Regions from separate parts of the Homo sapiens genome. Here regions 2 and 3 are each linked to region 1. A link is a contact called in ENCODE Hi-C or POLR2A ChIA-PET data. All regions are on one chromosome and are shown on one strand. The core of a region is the stretch at or near the end of the contact, and the rest is flanking DNA. Distances in the headings are between cores, read along the strand shown.

Region 1 (4,458 bases), core at 505-3,004:
CTGGAGATTGATGTCACAGGCTTGCCTTCCCCTCCCCAGCTTCATCCTTGTGATTTAAAGAAATTATTTGGACATAGAAGTTAATGGAAGTAGGTTGCTAGTGTGTGGGCGAATCCATCACTGTCTCCCAGCATTCCAAGAGTGGATCTGTCTTTCAGGGTGAGATATCCTAGAGCGACTTTCCAAGGTCTGAGAAATAGAGTCTACCTTGGGAGGACAGGGCCGGGGGCATTGTGGACAGGGATTTTAGAAAGCTGGGGTGACTGCACGCTACTTCTAGGGCCTGGCTGGAGGACTTTCTTTACTTATGGGGGAAGGGAGGGAGACGGTATTGGCACGGATGGGGATGCTGCTTCTCTACCTCCGTCCCCAGCTGTCTTCTGCCCCAGGAAGTGGATAGGAAATAGACGGACACATCCCCGCAGTCCACTGCTCAGGATGAGGAGGGCTGATTTTGCAGCTGTCAGTGGCAGTGATGAAAGAGGTGGAGGTGAGGGGAGGAGGGGGTGCTGTTTGATGGAGCAGTGCTGTCGGGGGAAGAGGACTAGCTCCCCTTCCTTCCATTCCCCCATTCTCTCAGCTCAGCACTTCCTGGAGGTAGCATTCTGGGAGGGAGCTGCTTTGAAAGCACAAAGAACTAGTGCTGGAAGGCTGAGGGGTGGGGAGGTGTGAGGAGGAGAAGATAAGTATTCAGGAGGGGGCAGACTGCCCCTCAAGCCCCACACACAGCCAGGCCTTCTCCACAGCCTAAGTATGTGATGTGTGTGTGTATGTGTGTGTGTCCACGCCTACATGTAGTGCGAGCATGGACTTGCAGCTATGAAGTGTTGACAGGGAGAGTGACTAGGGACAATGCAGAAGCTGTTCTCCACCGGGCAGATGGCTCCTCTCAGGTACTTGCTCGGGTCTTCCTCTCTCCACTCCTTCAGTTCTCTCTCCACTCCTTCTCCTTGTTTTGTCTTTCTCCTCCTCAGTTTCTCAGCATCCCCTTTGCTTTCCCCCTCCCTCTCTTCTAGCTGTCATTCAGATGCAGCAAGATGGATTTAAATCAGACTGAAGATCCAATGTGGACTCTATATGGCAAATAAATAAATTAATTAATTTAAAAAAATCAGACTAACGAATAAACTGGGAAAGGGCAGCTGCAGATGGTCCAGGAGAGAGAATCCTGTAGGTTATGGAATGTTAGAACTAAACACCAGAGGAGTCTGCGGGTCTCTTCTGCACCTGTACACAGGAAGCTGGAGGTCCTTTGGGAAACATGTCTCATTGGCTCTGGGGGCAGTTGCTGGGGAGAAGCAGCATCTCCCCTCTTGTGCTTCCCATGGCTGGCTGATCCCCCGACAACACACTCATAGCCCTGAGATAATTGACTGTCTCAGCCCTTTCTTTCTTAGGCTCAGAGGAAGAGCCTGGTCTTTCTACACAGACCATGACTTTTCTCATGAAGCTGGGGACATCTGCAGGCTGGATGGCCTCCAGAGCTCTAGGCATGTGCCCAGAGGCCAGGCTGCCAGGCCCAGGTATGACAGCCTAGGCGTCCTCTCAGGTCGACTGCGCTTTAGACATTCTCCTCCTTGGTCCCTGATCCCCCTTGAGGAAGTCCAGCTCTGATTCAGGCTGTGGCAGTATCGGGGGGCAGCCTAAAGTGAGGACCCTTCTGGTAGGGCCTGCTCCTGCAGCGGCTGTCTTTGGGCATTGTGATTAGAATCTACTTTAATCATTCTTTCTCCCCGCCCCCCACACTGGTTTCAGCCAAACCAGACAGAAGGGGGCGCTCCTGAGTCATCCGAGAAGAGGATTCTGGGCTGATGCCTTAGCCCTGGCTCAGGGAACATCGGAAATTTTGTCTGTTCATCCATCAATCTGAAGGTGACTGGTGCGGTCACCTCGTTCTCTTTCTTCCTTTGCTTTCTTTCTTAAGAGATAGCGTCGGCCTTTCTTAAGAGATAGGGGGTGGTGGCTCACGCCTGTAATCTCAGCACTTTGGGAGGCCAAGGCGGGTGGATCACTGGAGGTCAGGATTTCCAGACCAGCCTGGCCAACGTGGCGAAACCCCGTCTCTACTAAAAGTACAAAATTAGCCAGGCATGATGGCAGGCACCTATAATCCCAGCTACTTGGGATGCTGAGGCTGGATAATCGCTTGAACCTGGCGGGCGGAGGGTGCAGTGAGCTGAGATCACGCCACTTCACTCCAGCCTGGGCGAAAGAGTGAAACTCCATCCCCCCACACCATAAAAAAAAAAGGGATAGTGTCTCACTATGTCATCCAAGCTTGCAGTGGCACGATTATGGCTCACTGCAGCCTCAAACTCCTGGGCTCAAGCCATCCTCTCACCTTAGCCTCCCTAATAACTAGGATTACAAATACGCACCATTACACCTGGTTAATTTTTACATTTTTATTTGTAGAGGTGGGGTCTATGTTGCTTAAGTGGTCTCGAGCTCCTGGTCTTGAGCAATCCTCCTGCCTCAGCCTCCCAAAGTGCTGGGATTACAGGCGTAAGTCACGGCACCCAGCCCCACTCACCTGCAGACTGACAGATGGACAATTTTTTTCTAGCAGGACCAGACAGAGACTTGGAGGAAACACTTTTATGACTTGTCCAGAGACTCCCTGGGCTGGAAGGAATCTGGCCTCTGCCTCTGGGAGATCAGCAAGTGGGGCAAGTCTTTGTCTGGGGCCACGGCCAAGGCTGGCTGGGTCCTAGGCTGGGGACAGTGTAACCCCTGACCATTTGCCAGCCCCCAGTAGCTCACCCTGGTCTGACTGTCTTGGCAGAGCTGAATGTCCCAATTTTCTTCAGAACTTTTTCCCAGGTTAATCTGTGTTGCTATTGCCCATGACCTGCTCACCACCTTCTTCATCATGAAAAAAAAAATGGCTTTCTCTCTTTCTCCCAGATCTCACAGTCCTCTGTGACTCTTCCTGGCCCCATCAGATGGGGATGGGCTGAGCCTAGAGTACTGAGCTGGTCGGCAGGGTGCAGCACATTCCTTACCTGGAGCTGACACTGTTAGGACTTTCTTCCCAGTTGTCTTCTTCGGGCTTCCTCCTCCCCACCCTGTCACCCCAAAGCCTCCCACACTTGGGAGTTTCTCCTTCCAGTAACAGGGCCTGCATGAGCACTGGCTTAGGGGGATGGGGTGGGGGGTACGATGCCTGTATCAGGTTACACAGCCCCAAAAGAAAAGGCTGGCTTTTTGGCTTCTAGCACCTCCAAATTCTCTCTGTCCAAAGGATGAGGAGCAGTCCTGGGTGTGGTGGCTGGTGTGGAGGATGGGACCTCTGGGCTGCCAACAAAGGCATTGCCAGCAGAGCTGAGGGCACAGGCCAAGTCTGGAGTCTGTGGACTTGTACTTGGGACATGCCCAAGTCATCCCTATGTCTACACCCTTCCATCTGACCAAGTCATCTGTTCCCCCAGAGCAAACTTGCCAACCCAAGACCACATGTGGCCCAGGACAGCTTTGAATGCAGCCCGATGCAAATTCATAAATTTTCTTAAAACATGATTTTTTTGCGATTTTTTTTTTTCTCACAGCTATCAGTGTTAGTGGGTTTTTTTGTTTTTTGGGGCGGGGTGGGGATGAAGTCTTGTTCTATTGCTCAGGCTAGAGTGCAGTGGCATGATCTTGGCTCACTGCAACCTCCCCGCCTCCCAGTTCAAGTGATCCTCGTCTCTCAACCTCCCGAGTAGCTGGGATTACAGGCTCGTGCCACCATGTCGGCTAATTTTTGTATTTTTGTAGAGACAGGGTTTCGCCATGTTGGCCAGGCTGGCCTTGAACATCTGACCTCAGGTGATCCACCTGCCTCAGCCTCCCAAAATGTTGGGATTACAGGCATGAGCCACTGCTCCTGGCCCATGTTAGTGTATTTTATGTGTGGCCCAACACAGTTCTTCTTCCAATGTAGCCCAGGGAAACCAAAAGATTAGACACCCCTGCCCTAGAGCCTGGCTCTGTAGAAACTCTCAGGACTTCAGGGGTCTACCTCATCCCACAGGGCCACAGGGTTGCCTTGGGGGTGGTGTGGGGTTGCCCTACCCTTTTAAAATGCCCTAAGGGTCCTGACAGCTACGGGTGGATACCCAGCCTCAGCTCCAGCCCAGCCCTACTGAGGCATTAACTCTGGAGCTCTCTAGGGCAGTAGGGGGTAGGGAAGAGGCCTTCTCTGATTGAAAATCTGAAGAGAAGAAAATTGCGTGGGCCTGTAGCCTTTTCTTTGCGTCTCTCAGCTCTTTCACCAAGGACGTTTTCCCTGAGGTTTCCTCTAAATTCTCCCAGCTGCAGATCACGGCACACACTGCAGACCCCTGAGACACCCACCTGTGAAACCAGTGTGGGAATGGACCAGTGAGGTGCACATCTGTGGGAAGGGCCAAGGATGAGGAAACTGTATCTGTTCAAAGCCCATCGCAAATCAGCTTCTTCATCCCTCTCAAAGGTCAA
Region 2 (4,458 bases), core at 995-3,494, 510 kb after region 1:
CAGCCAACAGCAGTGTCCTAGGCTGGAACTTGCAAAGGGACTCTGGGTTCCAGTGGGTGAGCTTGTGATAGGGATACCAGTGGGACCCCAGGAAGTCTCTCCTGCCACAGTAGGCTCCATGGGGATGGCTTGCCAGCCAGCCTTCTCACCAAACCAGATTTGCTGTAAGGGGATGACATGCCAGCTACCTGCCCAGGTAAACATATCCTGGAAACAGTCTGTCTCACTAACTGCCTCCAGGCAGAGCACATTCAGCCAAGGATCAGTAAGCATTAGGAGTCTACATTTTGGGCAGCAGACGCTCTGAACCCAATCCCACCGGGTCATGAATAAGAAAACATCATTTTAAGAGCAACAAGGGTGTGAGAGAGGCCAAGTGGCCGTCCTTTGCCTCACTCTTACAACAAGGGCCCCAGTTCTTTCTAGTTTCCTTACAGAACTACCAACTCACCTCTCAGTAAGTCTTACTTTTTTGTCTCTATCACTCAGCCCCTTCCTACACCTTCTATTTTGCCTAAAGGGCTTGCCCTCCTGCAAAGTAGGAGGCAATTCTTTCCAATTATTCCATCCTGAGTCTCACTGCTCAGGGATCCCTCTTATGGCAGCTCTCCTTAAAACAGCCACTGCAGCCCCTGGTAATGCCAGCGGAAAACACTGGGTAGAAGAAGCTTGGTTAATATCACAGACTCTCACCCTGAAATGCAACCACTCCCGTTAACAACTAGGCACAAACCCTGGCTTCGGAGAAGCCAGGTGCTTGGGTTGTAGCTCACAAAAATGTGAAGAGCACCCAGGAAAAAAAAAAAGAAACTGTGCTGCCCAGGCACATTGTTCACTTACTACCTGTGGTTACACACCCACGCCAAAGCCATTTCAACCCCAGGTGAGCAGTTAACAGTCACGCCAATCTGGAAAAATATATTTTTGCAAAAACATTTTTCATTCTCCCATACAGGACAGCTACCAAAAGAGCAAATATTTGTGCTCTACGAAAAGATGAATAAACCCATACTGCCTACTAGGGACCATACAACAAGTTGCCACCCCAAACACATCCAAACAGAAGATTATTCATCCTTCCACACATATTTGTTTGAGACCTGCTGCAATCCAGACATGTGCCAGGTGCTGCAGATACAAATAGGGGTCCTGTCCTCCAGGAGCTTCCACACAGGCAATGGAGATAGATTGGCAATACACACTCTTAAGGAGAACAGATACCAGATGGGAAAATCGGCAATTACAGCAAACACTGAGTTGAAAAGAGCCCTGACAGAGATGACTCTGAGGCAGAAGACAACAGACGTCTCATTCAGGAGATGGGGTCAGGGAGGACTTCCTAGAAGAGGTGAGCTTTGATGATTAAAAGAGGAAAAGGAATTACAGAAACAAAGACAATAAGAAAGGCATCCTAGGCAGGACAAGAGTGGTTTTTTAAAGGCCTGGAGGCATGAAACTAGGAACATGCATTAATTTCAACAATATATGCTGGAGCAAAGGGCTTATGGAGAGTAGCATGATGATATACAAGACCTCCTTGCCAGACAGGTTAGATAGAGTTCAAACACATAGCTCACTGCACTGTCTTAGCAAATCTCTCCTTTTTAGAACTTCCCCATGGTGAATGAGAGATAAGAGAAGGGAGAAGGAAGCCTGCTATAAGCCTGCAACTTGCATAACACAGTCACCACAGTTTGTGACCTCTGATTATGAATTCATTCCTGGCAGCTCAGTGGTTTGTTAGCTCTTGCAAACTCTCAACTTCTACTTCACTTAATAGAAGGAGCCAGTAAACAGAATTTGATTTGGACTGTATTATCTACCCATAGTGGCCTAAACCCCAGCGGATAACTTCAACAGAAAAGCAGCCTGAGATTTTAGGTAGTCTTCCTGCCATCTCTTCTGGGTGATATGCCTGCTGTACTCTCCTCTTGTATGTTCCACACTTAAGAAGTCCAAAGCTCAGCTCCTGCTCTTCCCTCCACACGTCTCATCCTCCTCCAGGACTGCCTAGTTCTACTGCACACGCTGGAAACCCAAGAGCTCTCAATCCCTCCTCTCCCTTCCCTGTCTTCTATCCCCTACTCAGCCATCATCAACTATTGTCAATTTTATCTACTAAATATGTCCCTCCCCCTATGCTCCTGTTCTCATGCCCAAATTATTATAGCCACTCCCCACTTCTCAGGTAGGAGCAACCGTCGCAAGCTGTCAATCAAGCCAGACCCAAGCAGAGCAGCAAAATGAGGAAGCCAAAGGCACATGGCTTTGACGAATCTCTCATTTGCTCAACTCAGGGTTTCTGGAATACCCAATATCCAGTCTCCTGAACCCCTCCTAAAGGCTCTCAATAAAAGCCACTTTCTTCTTCGGTTGAAGAGAGGCACTCAGGGAGCCTATTCAATAGCAGTAACAAGCTAGAACGTGGGCTGCGGGGAAGGTCTGGTGCTGGCGTGAGTCCTCCGGAAATGTCAACACTTTGGGAGCCTAGCCCAAAGCCAAGCCTTCAATTATGGGAATTATATCCCAGGCAAGGCAAGCTTGGCTCCCCACAGCCCCACCACTCACAGTGCACGGAGACATACCTACACAGCCCCTGAGTTGAAGAGGCTTCATCCCTACTCCCTCTGCCACCCTCCCTTGGCATAAGGAAAACCATTTGGTGAAAGCAGGTAGAAGGCAGCAATTTTCAGGAGGAGGATGCTGGTATTGATAATACCTTGAACATTTTCCAAAATAAAGGACAAAATAGGTATTGAAGAAGAAGGAGAGATCTGACTATGCCTCCCAGCCTCAACTCAATGGAAACCTTCCCTTTACCCCATTCCCAACCATTGGCCCCCACACCAGCCTAGAAAGAAAAAATATATGTTGAATGAATGAAGAAATGAACAAATAGACTGAGGACAGAGGAAGGGGGCAACAGGAGAAAAAGAAGACCCTGCTCAAAACTCTCCTTTTCATTCATTCAGATATCTCCAAGCACCTACCGTGTACTAGTGCAAGGTGCTGGGAACACACAGGCATGCATCAACTGTGAAAGAGAAGAACGACTGGGGAGAAAAACACACTATCTGTCTGGAATGCTGTCTTTCCAAATGCTACTTTAACAACACCTCCTGTTTTTCTGACATTAAAGCCATGCCAAACAGCATACATGCAAACAAAAACTTCACATTTTATTGTATCCAGTACTGTGGGGCCTTGTGGTTTCTTTTCTAAGGAAAAACTCATCATTCATCTCCTTGATTAAAAATTTATCTAATTTGGCTTTCATTAGGTAGGTACAAGGGGAAAACACAGATTCACAGGGAGAACTTGCCCAGCAACAGGACTGTGATGAGCTCCCGCAACTGCACAGTTGGGTCCCAACCCACCACCAAGGAAAGAAAATTAAAAAGCTCACAATGTGGAGTATAAGCTCTAGCCAAAAGGAATTATCTTCCCACAAGCATTTCTGTCGGATATTTGGTTAATGGAAAAAAAAACTTTCAAAAGAGAAGGAAAGGAAACCCCAAGGATATTTAACATGTAACTTAGAATTTCTATATTTTTCAAATTCCCTTGCAGGGAGAAAAGGCAAAGAAGTCTTTATTTCTCAATCCTACTTTCCAAAACTTTTCCAATTGATACAACATTGTCATAAAAAATTTCAATTTGTAGAGAGCATGGAGCAGAAGAAGGTGCAGTGGCTGAGGAATTTTAAGCTGCTGCAAAGAGGCTCTGAGGTGAGAGCAGGCAGAGCTGCAGCAGAGGTGGGAGCAGCAGCCCTGAACACCGCAGGCTCGGCAATGGTGCCTTGGGCCGTGCGTCTAAGATCAAACACCAGGGACTCAGGCCTGCGGCAGGCCACGCTCTCCACACAATTCTTCAGGTTCCTATGCTCAGACAGTGATTTGGAGTAAATGGTCAGGCTTTAATGCAACGTCAAAGTATCCTGGGGTAAAAGATCAGCAAATTACAAGTATACATCTTGATTAAATGTTTATTTAGAATGTAGAGGGATTGGCCAGGCACAGTGGCTCACACCTGTAATCCCAGCACTTTAGGAGGCCGAGGCAGGTGGACTGCCTGAGGTCAGGAGTTCGAGACCAGCCTGGCCAACATGGTGAAACCCCACCTCTACTAAAAATACAAAAATTAGCCGGGCATGGTGGAGGGTGCCTGTAATCCCAGCTACTCGGCAGGCTGAGGCAGGAGAATCCCTTGAACCCAGGAGGCAGAGGTTGCAGTGAGCCGAGATCATGCCACTACACTCCAGCCTGGGTGATAGAGTGAGACAACATCTTGGGAAAAAAAAAAAGAAAAGAAAAAAAAAAAGAATGTAGAGGGATTACTCTATAGCCAGACCATGAATCTGACCCTATCCTTCCCTGCTTGAAACCATTCAATGGTTTTCCAGGACCCTCAGAATAAAGGCCAAATTCCATACTCGCAACCTGCCACCATCCAGCCCTG
Region 3 (4,458 bases), core at 886-3,385, 420 kb after region 1:
TTTATAAAGGGCAGTTCCCCTGCACACGCTCTCTTTCCTGCTGCCATGTAAAGACATGACTTTGCTACTCATTCACCTTCCACCATGATTGTAAGGCCCCACCGGCCATGTGGAACTGTGAGTCCATTAAACCTCTTTCCTTTATAAATTACCCAGTCTCAGGTATGTCTTTATTAGCAGCATGGAAACTAATATATACAGCTTAGAATATTATATTACATATATTCTAAACCACATATACATATATGATTTAGAATAACATTCAGGCCCTCCATGTAATCATCAATCATTAATGTTTAAGGGACACTGAGTTCACTTTCTCTAATAATCTGTGCCAAAAGTAACAAAAGAGGACATCAACAGATGTACAATATATATACATACAGACATCTATATACATGCACACACCTATATTTCTTGCTATATTATTGTTGTGTGTATATATCCACACATCTATATTTCTATATCTATTTATCTGTATATATTTTTAAAACTACAAGTTTATACTGATAGTTCAGATTCCAATCTAATACACGGGCTCATTTGTCTTCTCACTTTACTTATTTATAACTTCTTTCTCTAACACTGAGAAACCTGCTCTTATTATCTACAATATATTTTTGTTCTAGTATACAAATAAACTAGTTTCAAAACTGTTAACCCATATCCCTGTGAGAAATACATTTACCAAACTAGATTACAGCATGTATGTACAGTTCTGTTTTTAGCTTTACAGTACCTGGTCAAAATATTGCTTCACAAAGTCACTTGGGTTAGTTCTTCCCTGTCCAATTCATTAAGGTTATGTTATTAATTAGTAATACTTGGTTCATTTGTTAGTATTTGTATTCCATTTTATGGCTCCTGCCCCTCCATATCCTGATTGGCTTAACTGTTTATTTGGTGAGCCTATGAAGAGTATGTGAACTATTACTGTGGTTCTAAGAGTCGGAGCTATAAAAAAGAACAGTGTTCTGTTCTCTTACATACTTTTTTTTTGTATAGTTACTGTTTTTTTAAGCCACCAGGATTTGAGGTGTTTATTGTGGCATTCATTCCAATGGTCCCGAAACAAGAAATTAAAAGTGCCCAATATAAATAACAGTTTTTTCTGAAATTATATAGTTGCTTTTTTGTGTTAAAATGTCCTTTTAAAAGATGAGATAATGATAGTAGATAGTGTGTTGTTTCCATGTTAAGGCCCTTAACTCAGCAAAATAAAAAGTTGGCCTTAGTCCTCCAATTTTTTTTTTTTTTTTAAGTTTTTCTGGTCCATAAAACACCATAGCCTAGAAACCACCTCTCCATTCTACCAATCTTCCCTAGGACATTTGAGAATTATTCCCATTGTACACTTTAAATAGGTGAATTGGATAGTATATAAATTATATCTCGATAAAGTGGTTGTAGAAATATATTCCTCCACCATCTCTTTTTAAATCCTTGAACAGCAATTAGTCTATCAGACACAGTTCAATGTGACAGTAAATATTTCTAGGGGCCAGGAAAGAGAACTAAGGCTCAGGGCCTAGACACAGACCCAGGAATGAAGTTCTTGGAACGTTAGGAAGGGGAAAATTAGCCTAGGAAGCCTGAGGCCATGAAGCACCAGGACAAGAGGAACCCTGGCAGAAGGACAGGTAAGAAATAGTGATCAGGAGGTAGGAGCCATGTCAAATGCCCACAGGAGGCAGGAGGCAAGAGAGTGAGGAGGTTCATCTGTAAGAAAACATGAATGGTGAGGGCTGTGAAAAATGCCCCTTCTAAAAGTATTCCACCTTAAATACAGAAAAGGCAAACAAAACATATGGCCAGTTTGTAACTGCTGAAATGATAGTTTTACCTATTAACAAATTATACCTGGCTCTGTCTTTGCCCCAACTCATCCCAGTGTCCAGTGCTTAGAAACTTGTCCCTCCTGGACTCCCAGTGACAGGGCCTGCTCAGGTGGTGCCCACAGTGAGGTTGCTGTGGAGCCTGGCTGCCCTGCTTCAACGAAGACAGGCCAACTGGAATGAATGCATGGTGCTCTTGGGTCTGCCTTGGCATTAAGAGCTTTGGTAGTTATGGGACTTCAGGAGGGGTGAAAAGGACAGGATGTCCTCCATAGGCTCCTGCCTGGAAACTTCCTGCTCCAGGGACTTCCAGTCATACGTGGACACAATGGCAGAAAGCCAGAGGCTGCCCCGGCTGGCCATGCCGCAAGCCCTGGGACTCTGCTCCTCACTTGGCTATCTTTGTTGGCTGGGTGACTCTAGCCAAATTCCTTTATGTTTCTGAATCTTCATGCCCTTATGTGTCAACTGAAAAGAATTTATCGTGTCTGTTTTCCCTAATGTGCTACATTGTTGTGAAGAACAAATGAAAAAAGAACTGTGTCAGTGCTCAGAAGAAATAAAAAGTACACCAGAAAAAGCAGTCCCAAAAACAACCCAAAAAGGTAAATGTCAACCCGGATGAAGCAAAGACAGCTTATTTGTCAAGTCCTACAGGTAGGTGTTAAGAGTAAAAACTCCCGGTTATGCTGAGTTTCTGAAGGGCAGGAACCAATTATTGGTGCCCACAGCTCAAGCTCAGCTCAAGGCACACAGTAGGCCTCCATAAAGGTCAGCTTGAATGCCAGCTCCCTCTTCCCCAGACCAAAAGGAATACAAAAATATAGAACAGGAAGCAATGCCACTCACCTCGCTGGGGCCTCCAAGCTCCTAATAGGGCTGGTCAGAGCTGAGGCTTTACAGGCCCAGTTGCCATGACTACTAAAGCCCTCTCCTCCTGCTTCTTTATTCAAAACCCCCGAACAAGTCTTGGCAAGATCCCTGCCTTACACAAATGAGCATCTATCCTGTCTCCAGGACTTGAACGGAACCAGTAACAAATAACGTGCACAAACCTCTCTAGGGTGCTGAACCCTGAAACAACACTTAATGTTATTGTGTTTTTAAGGGAACCAAAAATGGAGACCTTTTTTTTAAACAGCAAAATACATAATGAGCCATTCTGGATCATAGTCATATTTATGTATTTTTTAGAAGGACTAAACAATGACAAACTGAGAAAAATAGGAATATTCTCCAAATGTATTTTTACTCTGAATCACAGAGAATCTAGAATCTGGGCCGGGTCTTAGAAGAGTTACCCAGCATGGCTTCCAGGCAAGGGTAGAAATCCCCAAGCTGCATGAAAGCCGCTCAGAAAAAAAGACGCCAGTTTCCCCCAGGGAACAGCTACCCTGACAGCTCCCACCATACCCTTGCACCACTACCCCACTACCCTCCAAAATCTCATCCACAGCACCCTAACCCATGTCTCCTTTCCAGTCCTCAAGGAGGACAAACTACAGCTGGTGACCAACCATTCTACACAGAATTCACAAGAGTAACGCTTTCCACAGACAAGGACTATCAATGCTACTTAGATTTCCTGTGTTCTAGTGAGAGAGGTACCTTGAACCATCATCAGCACAAGGCTCAAAGTAACCACATTTAGGACATGGTGAGCCTCTTTCCATAAGTGGCTAGTCCACAAGCATCTCCTGAGGACTGGGCAAGAGTCTGCTCTTTTCCAGGCATTCCTTCTGCCACAGCTTACCATGTGCCCACAAAGGGCCACTGCTGTGTTGGGCACTGGGAAGTATACTGGGAAGTGAACAAGACCAATGCCTGCCATTGAGAAGTATGACATAAATGGGGAGAGAAGTAGCAACACTTAGATTTCCAAGTCCAGAGAACAGCTTTCAAGCAAGCAATGAGGAACTCCATATGAAGCACCTGGAGCTCAGCATATAAAACAGGCAGACAAGAAGCAGGGAGGCCACTTGGCAGGCTGTTATCATTGTCCTAATCAGACATAATAAACCCTGACCCAGAGGAATGGGTAGGAAATGAAGATTGAGACAGCAGTAAAGGATGATAGTATTTTGACCAGAAAAACTAGGAATCTTGTTGTGGCCCTGCCAGCCCTCCTACTGAGAAAAGCATCAGACCTTTAAGCATGTGCAGTTACTCACTCCTTCCACCAGCCTAGGGGGCCTACCACAGCCCCCAAATTTAATAAATCCAGGGATGGAATAAAGAAAACTGGGGCTAAAGGGGGCCACTTTCATGTGGAGACCCATCCTGGGCATCTCACACCTGTTTCCTAGCTAGTTGATGCCTCCACTCCCCTTTGATCTCTACCCTCAATGTCTCCCATGTTCCTCCAAGAAACCAAAGGTCAGGCAGTTGGGAGTATACCACAGCATGGCTATAGCTCTTCCGGCTCTCTAATCCCACTTGGAAATTACTGAGTCAAAAATACATTTTTTTAAATTCTCACTATAATTGAAGTTAACCCTGAGATACTGATAATGAGCTTTACTTCATAATAAGGAGGGAAACAAATTGGAAGTGAAGGAGTTAAATGTGTCTGTTTCCCAGAGGCCTTAGCACCACTACTGCTCATTTTCTGGAGAAGACTCTT

What was found. A loop is a pair of places that touch in the nucleus more often than their neighbours do. ChIA-PET counts read pairs that join two places held with the same protein, here RNA polymerase II (POLR2A). Pooled maps may share reads with other maps.
Region 2: a map of IMR-90 shows a loop between it and region 1 (2.3-fold over the local background). The contact joins two enhancer-like sites. A Hi-C loop is called at or near these places in 1 of 168 maps with a recorded cell type or tissue (IMR-90) and 4 of 50 pooled maps. POLR2A ChIA-PET finds 5 or more read pairs at or near these places in 1 of 52 experiments (A673).
Region 3: a loop to region 1 is called in a map with no recorded cell type, with 1.9 times the contacts of the local background. The contact joins two enhancer-like sites. A Hi-C loop is called at or near these places in 1 of 37 single-sample maps with no recorded cell type and 2 of 50 pooled maps. POLR2A ChIA-PET finds 5 or more read pairs at or near these places in 1 of 52 experiments (GM10248).

The regions. Positions count from the first base shown.
Region 1 is chr5:138,640,242-138,644,699 of GRCh38, forward strand. No RefSeq gene overlaps it. Among named protein-coding and RNA genes, the nearest start is that of HSPA9, 67 kb to the left of the region's middle. RefSeq lists enhancers at 1,007-1,560, 1,561-2,114, 1,684-1,763, 1,774-1,853. Within about 2 kb of position 1,755, at least 3 of the 41 ENCODE cell types and tissues checked have a DNase peak (open chromatin) inside an H3K27ac peak, as active enhancers do.
Region 2 is chr5:139,148,332-139,152,789 of GRCh38, forward strand. All of the region lies in intron 1 of SIL1 (SIL1 nucleotide exchange factor), which reads right to left. Among named protein-coding and RNA genes, the nearest start is that of SIL1, 48 kb to the right of the region's middle. Within about 2 kb of position 2,245, at least 4 of the 41 ENCODE cell types and tissues checked have a DNase peak (open chromatin) inside an H3K27ac peak, as active enhancers do.
Region 3 is chr5:139,059,281-139,063,738 of GRCh38, forward strand. The region is part of intron 3 of SIL1 (SIL1 nucleotide exchange factor); the gene reads right to left. Among named protein-coding and RNA genes, the nearest start is that of SIL1, 140 kb to the right of the region's middle. Within about 2 kb of position 2,136, at least 10 of the 41 ENCODE cell types and tissues checked have a DNase peak (open chromatin) inside an H3K27ac peak, as active enhancers do.